2 separate regions of the Mus musculus genome follow, and region 1 is linked to region 2. The links are chromatin contacts, found by Hi-C or POLR2A ChIA-PET in ENCODE. All regions are on one chromosome and are shown on one strand. Each heading gives the region's core, a stretch centred on a gene start or an enhancer-like site at or near the end of the contact. The rest is flanking DNA. Distances are from core to core; before and after follow the strand shown.

Region 1 (6,029 bases), core at 681-3,180, 100 kb after region 2:
ATGGGCCACCACGTGGTTGCTGGGGATTGAACTCAGGACCTCTGGGAGGGCAGATAGTCCTCCTAACCATGGAGCCATCTTTCCAGCCCCTTCATCACCTCCCCACTCTGAGTCTGTTCGGAATCTCACTTCCATCCGCATACCTCGTCCATGGACATATCCCAGACTCTGCAAATCTCATTCTCCATTTCTTCAGCAAGATCTGCCTGTTCTTCCTCATCAGCTGAGCCAGATGTGCCACTTTCAGGTGTGACAATCTTCAGAGACATAAAGGAAAAAAAAATCAGTTAAAATACTCATAGGTCTTCACTTAGATTAGATATTATCACTTAGAAGTCTCAATCTCTCAAAAGTATCTCCTCAGACAAAACAGTTTCTAAAACCTAAAGCCTTGTGACCAAGCCAACTCAGTCAGTCAACAGGTTCTCCAGGGCAGGAGTGAGGATTAAAAAGAAAAAAGACAGACAACATTGTAAGCATGACCCCCAGGCAGTTCTGAGGCTGCGGCAGGTTTATTTTTTCCCAATCTGCTTTTATATCCATTTTAATTACATGCAAATAATAAGGACAAGCGGCACAATAAACACAAATAGTCAAGGAACAAGCAAGGCAATAAACAAAGTCCCTCGATCACCCCTTTGATCACTGTTTCTAGGGGCTTATCAGGATGGCCAAGATATCTGAGCCTACTTCCCGGCCCCAGCCCAAAGTTATACTCATGCCTTCTTTGTTCTAGCCTAAAATTAGATTCCTGCCAGAACCAACTTCCTTGTCATGGCCCAGTATCAAATTCCTGCCAAGGGGTTCCAAAAGCTTTCCACAGTCTTAGATAGATCTACACATTAAACACTCTTCAAGTAAATACGGTCTGTGGGCACTGCAGCAGACAAATGAAAACAACAATATAACCCTTTTGGTTCCAAACGGTTTAGGATTAATGTAGGAAAGGCATGTAACCAGGCAATCACAACAGAAAGAGGCTGACTGTGCTGAACTGGTGAAAGAACTATGGGAGAAAAAATTAGGGACCAATGACCTACTCCTGGGAGAAGACACACATTTCTCTTAAAAGAAGAAATCTAAATCTATGGGAAGGTTAGGACTGTCCTGGGGAAATGAGGCAAGCATTCGGAGGTGACTACAAGTGCTCAGAAAGTATAAGACATGCTTGGAGATGGCCAACTGTCTACTGGTGATGGAACACAATGTACCGTAAAATGGCTGAAGAAGACACAACCAACCTTGGATCCCCAGTTAGGAAATAGAAAGTGTTCTCCTATGAGCAACAAGAACAACCTTTAAAAATAATAAAAAGGAAGGGTTTTTTTTTTTTTTTGGCAATGTAGAAAATGGCTTAGAGAAAACAGAAATTGGCGGTATGGACAGCAATGGGCAGAAAAACATCTATTGGCAGCCTCATTATAATCTCAACCTATACAAAATCTTGTTTACGATAATACTGATTATCTTGTTTTAATAGAAACTATGAAAGAAATGGAGGATCTGGGTTAAGGAGTCCCGTTTCCAGCATGGGATAAGCTCGCGTCTCGGAGATCAGGGTTGTCTGACTCCAAACTATGTATTCCACTAGAACAAGAGCCGACAAAACACGAATGGTAGGGTCTCGACTTCGTACGTGACAGTGGGGTTAGGAAGTAGAAGCCCAGTAAAGTACGTGCGCGGTGTGGTTCTGGCAAGTTAGTCCATCGGCACCCGCGAGCCTCCAGCATCCCGTCCACTCCCTGGGCACGGAGGGCGCCTGCGCGAGTCTCCGCACCTGGATGAGCCCGCTGAGGACGCCGAAGAGCCAGTGCTTGCTGTAGACCGTGCTCCCGATGCGGTCTCCCCCACCCAGGTCCTCTTCATCCTCCGAACCACAGGTAGGCGGCGGAGGAGACGGGTTTCGATCCATGCCGATGCGCGCCAACAGTACCGGAAGCCGCGGAGGAGGCGAGAGGACGCGCCAGAGAGCCCAAGGCACACGGCTCAGCTCCCACACAGCGCCCCCTGCCGTCAGGCTCCCGCGAGGTCCGGGAACCTGTAGGATCCATGGGGTCTTCTTCTCCACCCAGAGCTAGGAGTGAGCACAGAACACACACACACACACACACACACACACACACACACACACACACAGTAACTGCCATGTCCAGATATGTTAGCTATTCATTAGTGCTGATTTAAACCTTACATCAACTTCAATTTTAGCACGCACTTGTGGAGTTTTAATCTTTCTTTGATTTGATTCTTTGTTTGAGTCAGGGTCAAGCTATGTAGTCCAGGCCTGCTACTCGCCATCTTATGCCTCCACTTCCAGCAGCTAGAACTATAGGCAGGTGCCACGGTGCCCAGAAACTCTTGTTTGGTTGGTTTTTGTTTTTAATTCTTTTATCTGAGATTCATCCTAGTACACTGAAGTGTGCATACATGCTCTGCAAACTTACTTTTCTCTTAAAATCTCAGGTGCAGGAAGTTGAGTTAGCTGTGTCTCGTGTTTATGGAATCTTCTGAGTTATCACCCACTCAAGCGTCCCTGCTCCTTCTCTCACAGACTCACTTTTTATAACCAGAAAGTAGCTTTATTCATTTTTATTTTCTCTCCCCCCCCCATACCCCTTTCTGTTGACCTTGAATGAAAACACAGCTCAGTTCATGCTTCTCTAGTTACTCATAGGTAATCAACAGTCTTGTGTGATTTTCAACTATAACCTTAAAGACTTAGTTTAGTTAACCATGATGACTGCAAACCACCCAGCTTGGTGTTAAAGCCTTTCTACCCCAGGGGAAATGATTGCAGAATATGTCTTTTTTTTTCTGCAATTATTTTTTACAAAATGGGAGTGGCTGGCCCTTTTGAAGGGCTGAGATTATCTGCAGAGAGGCATCTAGAGTTGATGCTTTCTCAGTGGGAAGTGATTTTGCCATCAGCCTTTGTAAGTCGTATTTTACAGTGAGTCAGAACTTACTGATTTTTCTCTCGGGGAGGGCACAGGGGACTGAAAGCTGGGGCCTCACCTGTGCTTGGCAGTCATGCTTAGCACTGGGCCATAGCCCAGAATGCATTGGTTTTTATCTAGTTTTCAACTTCATAACTGAAACCATACACAGCGCTTTCTTGCTATCTCGTGTCATATTCCAATTCCATCTCTTCTTGTCTCTTTCTTTAAAAGAAAAGAAAAAGAAAAGAAAAGCAAGTGATGTCCCCTGCTAACCCACAGGCCCTCAACCCTCAGTGTGACTGCCCTGTGCTCTCAAAACAACAGTGACAGCGACAAAGTGCATTTCACAAGTATTTATTCAGCACATTGGGATGTTTAGGGATCCAGATTTTAGAAAATATCTCAACCCAGTAGTTGCTCCTCTTCTCGGGGGGCAGCATGACTGGGAACAACAGGAAGAGAAAACTCAGTATCTTTTAGGCAGGCCAGCAGGTCGGAAGTGGTTGGGGTCTTTGCCACTCCGGCCCCACTCATTGGCAAACTGGTCAGCTCTTGAGTCCTCTGCTCCATGTCCCGTGAACTTCTGAACAGCCTCTCTGGCATCGCTGTAATTAGGATGGACAAGAAGATTTTTAACCAAGCCCACAGGCAGTAGCTCCACCCTCAGGACTCTCTCCTCCTGGCTGTGAGGGGAGGGAGAGGCTGGTAGGACCCTGCCCAGGCTGTCAGCCTCACACTGGATGAGCAGCAGCAGCAGGAAGTGGGGGGGTCATCCACAAGCAATCACATGACCACCAACCCCTTCCAGTACTATGCACAGAAAAGAGGAAGATCGAGAGGTAACGGGTAGTATACACAGGTTGCAGAAGAGACAGCTCCTTCCTGGCTGTCCAAGGCAGTCAATCTCTGTTCACCCAGACCCGTGTTACCTGATGACTTTAGCAGCCCAGGCTCCCCCGGGACCCCTCCGGGCAGCATCATAGTTCCCCCGAGCATGGAAGTATTTGTCTGAGTTTTTCCAGTTAGCTTTCTTCATGTCAGAGTAGGCTCGCCACATGTCTCTAGACCCTGGAGAGGGAAGAGAGTGATGGCGGTGGTTGTGTTGAGGTAAAACAGAGGGCTACGACGTCTATCCAACTCATCCCAGCTTTTCCCAAAACCCACAGAAATGTTGCTAGCTTGAAATAAATAGTTCTTACTGCCCAAAGAAGTACATTGGAGCGGGTTTTATCCCAATGGACTCCCATCTTAGCTCTGTTGCTGTTTGTCTTTGTTTTTGTTTTTTTGTTTTGGTTTTTTCAAGACAGAGTTTCTCTGTAGCCCTGGCTGTCCTGGAACTCACTCTGTAGACCAGGCTGGCCTCGAACTCAGAAATCCGCCTGCCTCTGCCTCCCAAGTGCTAGGATTAAAGGCATGCGCCACCACTGCCCAGCTTTTTGGTTTGTTTTTGTTTTTTGTTTTGGTTTTTTCATGCTGTTTGTCTTTGGCTGTTCAAAAAGCGTGTAAGAAGAGGAGAGGTGATCTCTAGGGAGTGCGTCATCATATGACAACGGTCACCATAAGAAGCTCTCTCTGAAATGGTCCAGGGGAACTTCTAAGGTGTGAAATGAGATCGCTTCCCTTCCTCCTTTCCCCTCCCTCTGCTTCCGATCCTTTCCTTTCTCTTGTGTTCTCTTTTCCTTTAGAGACAGCCTATGTCTCTGTGTATCCCTGGATGGCCTGAAACTCACAATCCTTCTGCCTCGGCCTCCCAAACGCTACAGTTACCACCGCAGCCACAGTTCTTGCCTAGCACAAAGCAATGGGAGAAACTGCTCTCCAGGCAGAGAGAGTGAGCGCAGCTCTGTTCTGAGTCCACCTGGATGTCCAGGATCTATTTCCCCCAAGCAGTTCTCAGCACTCCTTCAGAGGTAACAAGGGGAACGTCTCTGCCACAGACTGCCACAAGCAGGATGATTGACACTCTGGTGGCAATGGACACACTAGGTTTAAAACCCCTACCTCCTCTCCAGGAACAGGGAAGAGTGCTATCCACCATGGTGCTTATGCAGAAAAGCTGAGGGAAACGCACGAGGAAGTCCGTGGAAAATGCTCATTTATTATCGCCCCGCCCCCTGCCCCCTCTGCTCATTTACTACCGCCCCGCCCCCCTGCTCCTCAGGACGGTGCCACAAACAGAAGGAAGATCTAAACTAAGGACCAGGAGAGTGAGCTGCACACTGAAGGAATCAGATCCAGCTAATGATAAATGGGAAATATCAAAGGTAGTGAGTTAGGGAGAAAGGGGAAGCCTAGGTTCTCTTAACTTTCATTGTGAGGCTGAGTTGTGGTGGCACACACCTTTAATCCCAGCACTCAGGAGGCAGAGGCAGATGGATCTCTGTGAATGGGAGGCCACCCTGGTCTACAAGGTGAGTCCAGGACAGCCAGGGCTCGGTTACACAGAGAAATTCTATCAGAAAGAAAGAAAGAAAGAAAGAAAGAGAGAGAGAGAGAGAGAGAGAGAGAGAGAGAGAGAGAGAAAGAAAGAAAGAAAGAAAGAGTCTGACTGACTGACTGTCTTTTGTTGTCTTATGGCTGGTGGGCTATATTTCCCTTGATGACAGTTTCTTGTCTATGTCTCAGCCTCAATAATAGACCTATGTCCCAGGTAAGTAAGTCACTGTCTCCTGTTGACGGTGGAGCTGCCTTCCACCCGTGCCATGATCTATTCCTTCTCAGGTAAATAAGTAAGTGTGTGCTCAGAGCTGTATAGTGGCTAACCTGGGCTAAATTCTGCTCTTCCAGGGGTTTTCTAAGTAAGATAGCTTACGTATGCTCTTTGTACATTGGTTTCCTTAAAGGGTAGTAGTGACACCTACGCCACAAGATTAATTTTAATGTATGGAATTCATTTCCATACATTATGCTCCTTGGACAATGCCCACTCTGTGTGGCAAACTTAATTAGCCTTGTTTGCTGTCTCTGTGGGTTGTCACCTGCTGCCCCGGTTTTCCCCCTCCGCACCTTCCCTGGAACCAGATATAGACGTGAACTGCTCATCACTCTCCACAAGGGGGCAGTAGAGGCCTCTTCCCCACTTCTATTGGG
Region 2 (6,290 bases), core at 1,592-4,091:
CACAGTGTACTCTCACTGTAGAGACTGCCTCTCAGTCCTCCTCCTGCAGGGAACACCCTGCCCAACCTCAGCCAAGGCAGAGGGGTGTGTGTGTGTGTGTGTGTGTGTGTGTGTGAAGGGATGCAGACAGAAACTATGAATAAGTGAACAGCCCAACCCTGTGGGGCAGAGAAGTTATGATCATGGCTCTCATTTTACAGGCAGAAAAATGCAGGCCCAGAGAGGCTAAAGGACTTACCCTGGGTGCCAGCAACTACAAACTGGAACTCGGAGCTCACCCTTCAGAGCTGCCTAAGGTAAAATCATTTTCAGATTGAAAAGGAGCAGATTCCTCCAAGATTCCTCAAAATGGGCCACTGTCCTCTTGGCACGCACTGAGATCACTTCAGGGAACTGGCTGTCACTGATCAGAGAGCTCCAGAGAGACACTGCAAGGTCTCTGAGAAAGGGCAAAGCATGGTGTCATGTGTCAAGAACCTAAAAATGACGACAAAATTACAGCCTGACCGCTTTGAGAGCACTTCTGGAACAAATCAATCCTCCCCAGGAAAGAGGAGACTTCCTCGAATGGCTCCCCAGCCTCTGCCAGTGACCTCTGAGCCCTTCCCAGGCCATCGAGGAGTCTGAGCGGGGCCGACGGCCTTGCCACAACAATCCTCTTTCCACTATCTTCGGCTCCGTTCCTCCCAGCACTAAGATCTAGGAAACCGTGAGAGGTTGAGCGTCAGCATCCTCCTAAAATAGGCTGGAACCCTGGCCTGACGTGATGGTGCGAGGAAGAGGGGCCTGTGGAGGTGACAAGGTCAGAGGGTGGGGGTCTTCATGAACACTAGCGGTGTGCTCGCCCCTCTGCCACGTCAGAGGCCATGGCTGCCTATGAGCCAGGAGAGTAGACTCAGAGAGGAACTGCCAGCACTTTGGTAACACTTCCTAGACTCTGGACTGTGGGAAATAAGGTTCTGTTATTTCTAAGCTACCCGGTCCATCTAAAGTAAGACAGCCACTTGCTACACACCCAGTGAGGTCACAGGGAGGGGAAATAATGTGGTGAGAGGTGAGACCAGACCGGGGTGGGGGGGGGGCTCACAGGTCCACGTTGTTTCTTAAGTATCTATGCTATTTTGAAAAGGCCGCTCAACCCTGCTAAGCCCTGGACTGCATGTGGAGTGCAGGGGCAAGGGATCCTAGCTCAGGACACTACGAGGAATCTGTATGTGACAAACCAGAACTGGGCAGAGTGCTGATATATGACGGGTGCCTGGCAAACACCGGTCCCCTACTCCAACCTTGGATGTTACTCTCTTCAGCCTGTCTCCAGCAAGGCTTTGGAAGCCTTGACCTCAAGGAGAACTAATGAGGGGAGGTCCTGGTCAAAACAGAGCCCTTTGCCCATGCTGTGTGTAGGTGGGTGGGAATCAAGACAGCCAAAGAAATGTGCATCTCTGCTGTTCCCCACTGTTTCTAGCTCAGACCCCAATCTCCGGCTCTCCCATAGGACAGCCAGCTAAAGAGCCAACCTCAGCTCATCTCATGAGCAAAGCCCAGCGAGGATTTGAGATCCCTTCAGCTCTGACCTTGCTAATTCTTACTCTAAATGCTGTACACACACACACACACACACACACACACACACCTTGTCCCCAAGGCTGTCTGCCTGCCCATTGCTGCCATCTGGTGGTGGGCAGACCCTGCTGCCCTTGGCTTTAGGCAAGCACTGGGCATGCCCCATGGGTGAATGTACCTACTCTAAAGGTGGCTCTTCCTTCACCGCCGGACACACCCTGCACTGTTCCAGGCCACAGATCAATGGGTATCCATTGCCAAACACAACAACAACAAAAAGAAAACAATGCCAGGTTTTCGCCTCTAGCGAAGATGACGCAGCTGCAGTAGGAGACTGAGCTCACTGGGAGGAAGTGGCCTGCCCAAGGTTGCCTAGCTGCCAGGCTCCCAGGACAGTACACAATTTTACTTTACCACAATGTTTAAGGTAAGTGGGCACTTGCAGATCAAAACTAAAGTTAGCCCAGGGCTGAGGAAAGGAAGCCTCCAGAAGGTGGGAACACAATGTTGCAAACACTTCTTGCAAAGCCAGGAAAATAGTTACGAACTCAAACAGCTTGGGCACCAGCTGGAAGGCTTGCTGGAAAGCTTTGCCATCCTCGGACCTTGGAGGGCAGGTAGCAAGAACATCTGCAGGAGACAGCCCCAGGAGCCAGCACAAGCTAGGTTTTAATCTACGCAGTCATCAGATGGGTGAAGACAGGGGCAGCCATGCATGCATGCGTACTTCCTGCGCTCCACCACACACTACAGGCAGGAGCCTGACTTCCTGCGCTCAACCACATGCCTGCTCTTTATAGGGCCCACATATCATACCCTTGGCTCTGTCTGCAGCCATCTTCTGTGCTACGTAATGCAGGGCCAAAAAAAAAAAAAAGCAACGTGTGGCTTTACGCAGACCACTCTGCCATCCTTCCCTCTGTCATCTCACATCTGCTATGTATTTATTGATGTTTTGTAGGGTGTGTTCCAAAGTCCTTTTTCCTTTAAAATGCTAGACTCTGAATCCTGCACGCAAGCCAAGGCTCCTCAAGGGAATGTAATCAAACAATGCTGCCCTCTAGTGGCCAGATGAAGTCAATTTCCCCCTCCCAGCTTGGCTAGCTAGCCATGCTCCCACTCAATCCCACCCTGCACTGGCCTTTAGCCAAAAGTACCTAACTCCAAGGAAGACAGAGTCGACCGGCTCAGCCCCTCAGCTGTCCCCACAAGAGTGAAGGAACCCTCTGTCCTTGGGAACAGATGCACTCTGGAGCATCAAGACCTTTCATGACTTTCAAGTCCCCTCTGCAGATGAGGAAACAAAGGCTCACGGATGCCCAAAGGAGCCCAAGCTGATCAAGCTGACTCATGACTGAGCCAAAAATAGAGCCCACTTTTCCCGCCTCCTGCTACAGCCTCTTGCCTCTTCTCCATGTGACCTCTCAACTGAGGTCCAGGGAGGAGACTCGTCAAGGGCATCCACGCTGCGCTCACTCACTAAAAGGGGATCATGTCCTGGCCTGAAAGAGTAAGCCATTTTCACTTTCCTTTTGAAATAGCCTTACGAAGGCTACCATCAGACCGGAAGATCTGTCCATCCACGTGTGCATTCCCCCTGCCCCTCAGCACACATAATAAATAAAGTAAAATTTAAAAAGAATAATATCTACAACCTCTGACTGGCCACACGAATGAAGGGGGAGCCAGAGAGTTTTTAAGAGTCTTGCCTTGCTAGCATAGAAAATAAAATGCACTTTAATCAGACCTATCAGAGGTAATATTCTGGTATATTTCTTCCTAATCTTTTTATAACATTAGCTGAGAATTAGAAAGTACCGTGCGAGGCTATCCCTGTAGCATTAAGTCTCCTGAGCGCGCCTCTGAATGGCAGTGTGACGCTCCAGCATGTGACTGTGCCTGAGTTCTTTCAACCCACCCCCCTTTGTTTCATTGGTTTCTGTCATTAGAAATCAGGCAGCTGTGCATGGCATGACAATCACTGTCTGAACACATATATCGATCCTGATTACTTCTTAAGCCAGTTTTATTGTCACAGAATGAAACTGGGGTGGCCATAAGAATAACCACAGGGCCAGCGAGATAGCTCGACGTAAGGGGCACCGGCCTCCAACCAAGTCTGACACCTGAGGTCAATTCCCAGGTCCCACGTGGTAACAGGAGAAACCTGGGCCTTTCCTAGTGCTGTGACATGCTGACTCCCTCAACGGGCAATAAAGCATAGTCATTTTGTTTCCAAAAGACCATGATGTCTGAGACCTCCTACTCAGCACAAGGTAAAAAGAGGAGCCGGGGGCCTGGGAGTCTTACCAGAGGAAAGGAGAAGACAAGAGAACCAACTTGCACACACTCCACCTATTGAAGTGTGACCTTCCCAAAGCCCAACCACAAGCGCTTGCCCTTCCCTCTCGACTCACGCCACAGCGCCTCTCAGAAACCCCAAAGCCCCTGGTGTCCTGGCCACTCCTCTGGCCTCCCACCACACTCTTTATTCATCTCCTAAATATTTAATTTGTTCATCCAACCACAAGCTTTCTGAAGGTAGCTCTGGACTTCAGAGTCCCCTGCATTCCACAGCACAGTGCAGGGTCCACACGCTCCGCATCCCATAGACAAATGCTAAGGGGACCAAGATAACTACATGTCCTTCCCAGACACTTGGGACAATAAAGTACCCATTGTCCAAAGCTAGAGAAAGGTGCTTCTCTGAAGAATAAATGTAGCTCAGTAATGAAGTCAGGGCATTCTGTGACACATGTGGACAAAAGGAGTGAGTCCAAGCTAAGCTTTGTCCACTTCCATGGACCAGGGCGATACAACCAATCAACTGGGAACTCCCCTGTGAAATGAGGATAAGAACACTCCACTTGCCAACTTCCTGCAGGAAAATGCCTGTTACCACACTTTATAGTGACATACAATGACAGCAGTCCATGGCATTGCTGGTGTAATATCAGAAAGCAATGCTGCCCCGTGAGTCACTACATGGCCTTCTGCACCTTGTCCCTGGCTTCTGTCCATACACCTGTCCACTTGGGGGTCAGGCTGTGCTCTTCCACTGAGCAGCAGGGCTTTCTGGAAGCACAAGTCCCTGTACAGAAGGAACCAGCAAGTGTAGCCAGGCTCCTGGGTTTACATAAGCCACACCTCGCTGTCTGTGGCAAGAAAATGACAGGACCAAAGGAGCACTTGACTGAGAGTCGTGAAGCTTCAGGTCTGGTCCTTCCCTGAACTGCCATTCCTGGTTTCTCAGCCTCCGAACTGAAGTTAGACCAAATATTCGCTGAGCTCCCACCCCCAGTGGGCATGCTAGGGGTTCCGGGATAAGTGCTTATGGCTTTGGTAATAAGCACATGACCCACCTCAAAAGTGTCCTCTGGGTTCCATCTGACGATCAACTGCGGAGTTTTTCAAAGGCCTAAAAGCTCAAGCAAGCATCACACATTCCAAACCACCTGCTTTAAATAGACCCACAAGGTTAGAACCTCCCTAAGGTCCACTGAGGTTTCATGATGTAAGGCCCCAAAGAAGGAGTATACATTTATACTGCCAACCTATTCTGGATGGGATCTTGGCCCCAAAACAGAAAAATCATCACGGGTATAAACTCCATTCCATGTGAACCGACATGGGCTTGGGATTCACTGATGCTCACACATCAAATGCAATCAAGGATTTCTTGGTCTGTGATTTTTATAAAAAAAAAATCTAAAAGGTCCTATCAACATATGGTCCCTGTCTTTAGAGGAGTAAGGAAAATATCTCAATTAGAAGAATATTACTAAGGAGAGGGGAGTAGAGAGATGGCTTAGTGATGAGAAACACTTGCGGCTCTTACAGAGGACCCAGATTTGGTTCCCAGCATCTACACAGTGGCTCACAACAGTTTATAACTCTAGTCTCAGGGTATTCAACCTCCTTTATGAATTCTGGGTACACCAGGTACACACGTGGCACATGTACATACACGTGGGCAAAACATCCATCTATACAAAAATAAGTCTGAAAGAAAATCATAGAGAATATTGCTAAGACTGGGGAGGACGGTGAGGAGAGAGTTCCTTGGCAACAGAACTGACCTGGGAGTCCAGGGCTGTTACCAAGTCTTGTTTCTCTGGTTAGTTTTAGTTGTCTCACCTTCTAAGTGAGGAGGATGGTGCTCTGTCTCTGGCTCTCTATAACACCCAGTACTCCAGCTCTCTCTTGAGTGACACAGAAAAGTGCAGAATGTCAGAGAACTCTGCATTTGGCTTCATGTTTTCAATCCATACCCCGCTGAGACCACAAAACTACTTTGGGACACTGCATGGTTCAGGGAAAGCTTCCAGCCTCCGGAAAGAAAAGGATTCTAGACATCCTGACTGATTCCACAATAACATTTGGGACCTGGGAAGAGCATTCCCTTGAAATTCTAATAAATTGCCAGCAGCCAGCACTTGGCATTTGTAAGACTTTATATCTCCACACACCTCAGGACAACCTGGAATCCACCTATTACCTACCCAGAGGTAGTCAGAGTCCCACAGAGACCTCTGTTCGAAGAAAAGAAACAGCATGCTAGACCAGGGAGCTCTGTACTCTCACCACTTAGGAGAAGAAAGCAAGAGGATCAGAAGTTCAAGGTGCTGGGTGACCCTCATACATACAAGCAAACAAATAAAACAAGGGGAGGGTTGCAGTGCCACAAGGACAAAAGTACCAAGGTAATCATGGTGACAAACCAACGG

Evidence for each region. Hi-C counts contacts between places; a loop is a spot of excess contacts on that map. ChIA-PET counts read pairs that join two places held with the same protein, here RNA polymerase II (POLR2A).
Region 1: a map of v-Abl transformed pro-B cells shows a loop between it and region 2 (2.6-fold over the local background). The contact joins the promoter of Saal1 here to the enhancer-like site in region 2. A Hi-C loop is called at or near these places in 1 of 37 maps with a recorded cell type or tissue (v-Abl transformed pro-B cells). POLR2A ChIA-PET finds 5 or more read pairs at or near these places in 1 of 5 experiments (Patski).

What each region holds. Positions count from the first base shown.
Region 1 is chr7:46,708,721-46,714,749 of GRCm38, forward strand. It overlaps Saal1 (serum amyloid A-like 1), which reads right to left and starts at 1,931. Exons shown (of 12, transcript NM_030233.1): 1 at 1,778-1,931; 2 at 144-257. The coding sequence starts at 1,912. Saa3 (serum amyloid A 3) reads right to left here. Exons shown (of 4, transcript NM_011315.3): 3 at 3,869-4,007; 4 at 3,278-3,544. The coding sequence ends at 3,406.
Region 2 is chr7:46,604,895-46,611,184 of GRCm38, forward strand. All of the region lies in intron 8 of Sergef (secretion regulating guanine nucleotide exchange factor), which reads right to left. Among named protein-coding and RNA genes, the nearest start is that of Sergef, 32 kb to the right of the region's middle. Within about 2 kb of position 2,842, at least 1 of the 3 ENCODE cell types and tissues checked has a DNase peak (open chromatin) inside an H3K27ac peak, as active enhancers do.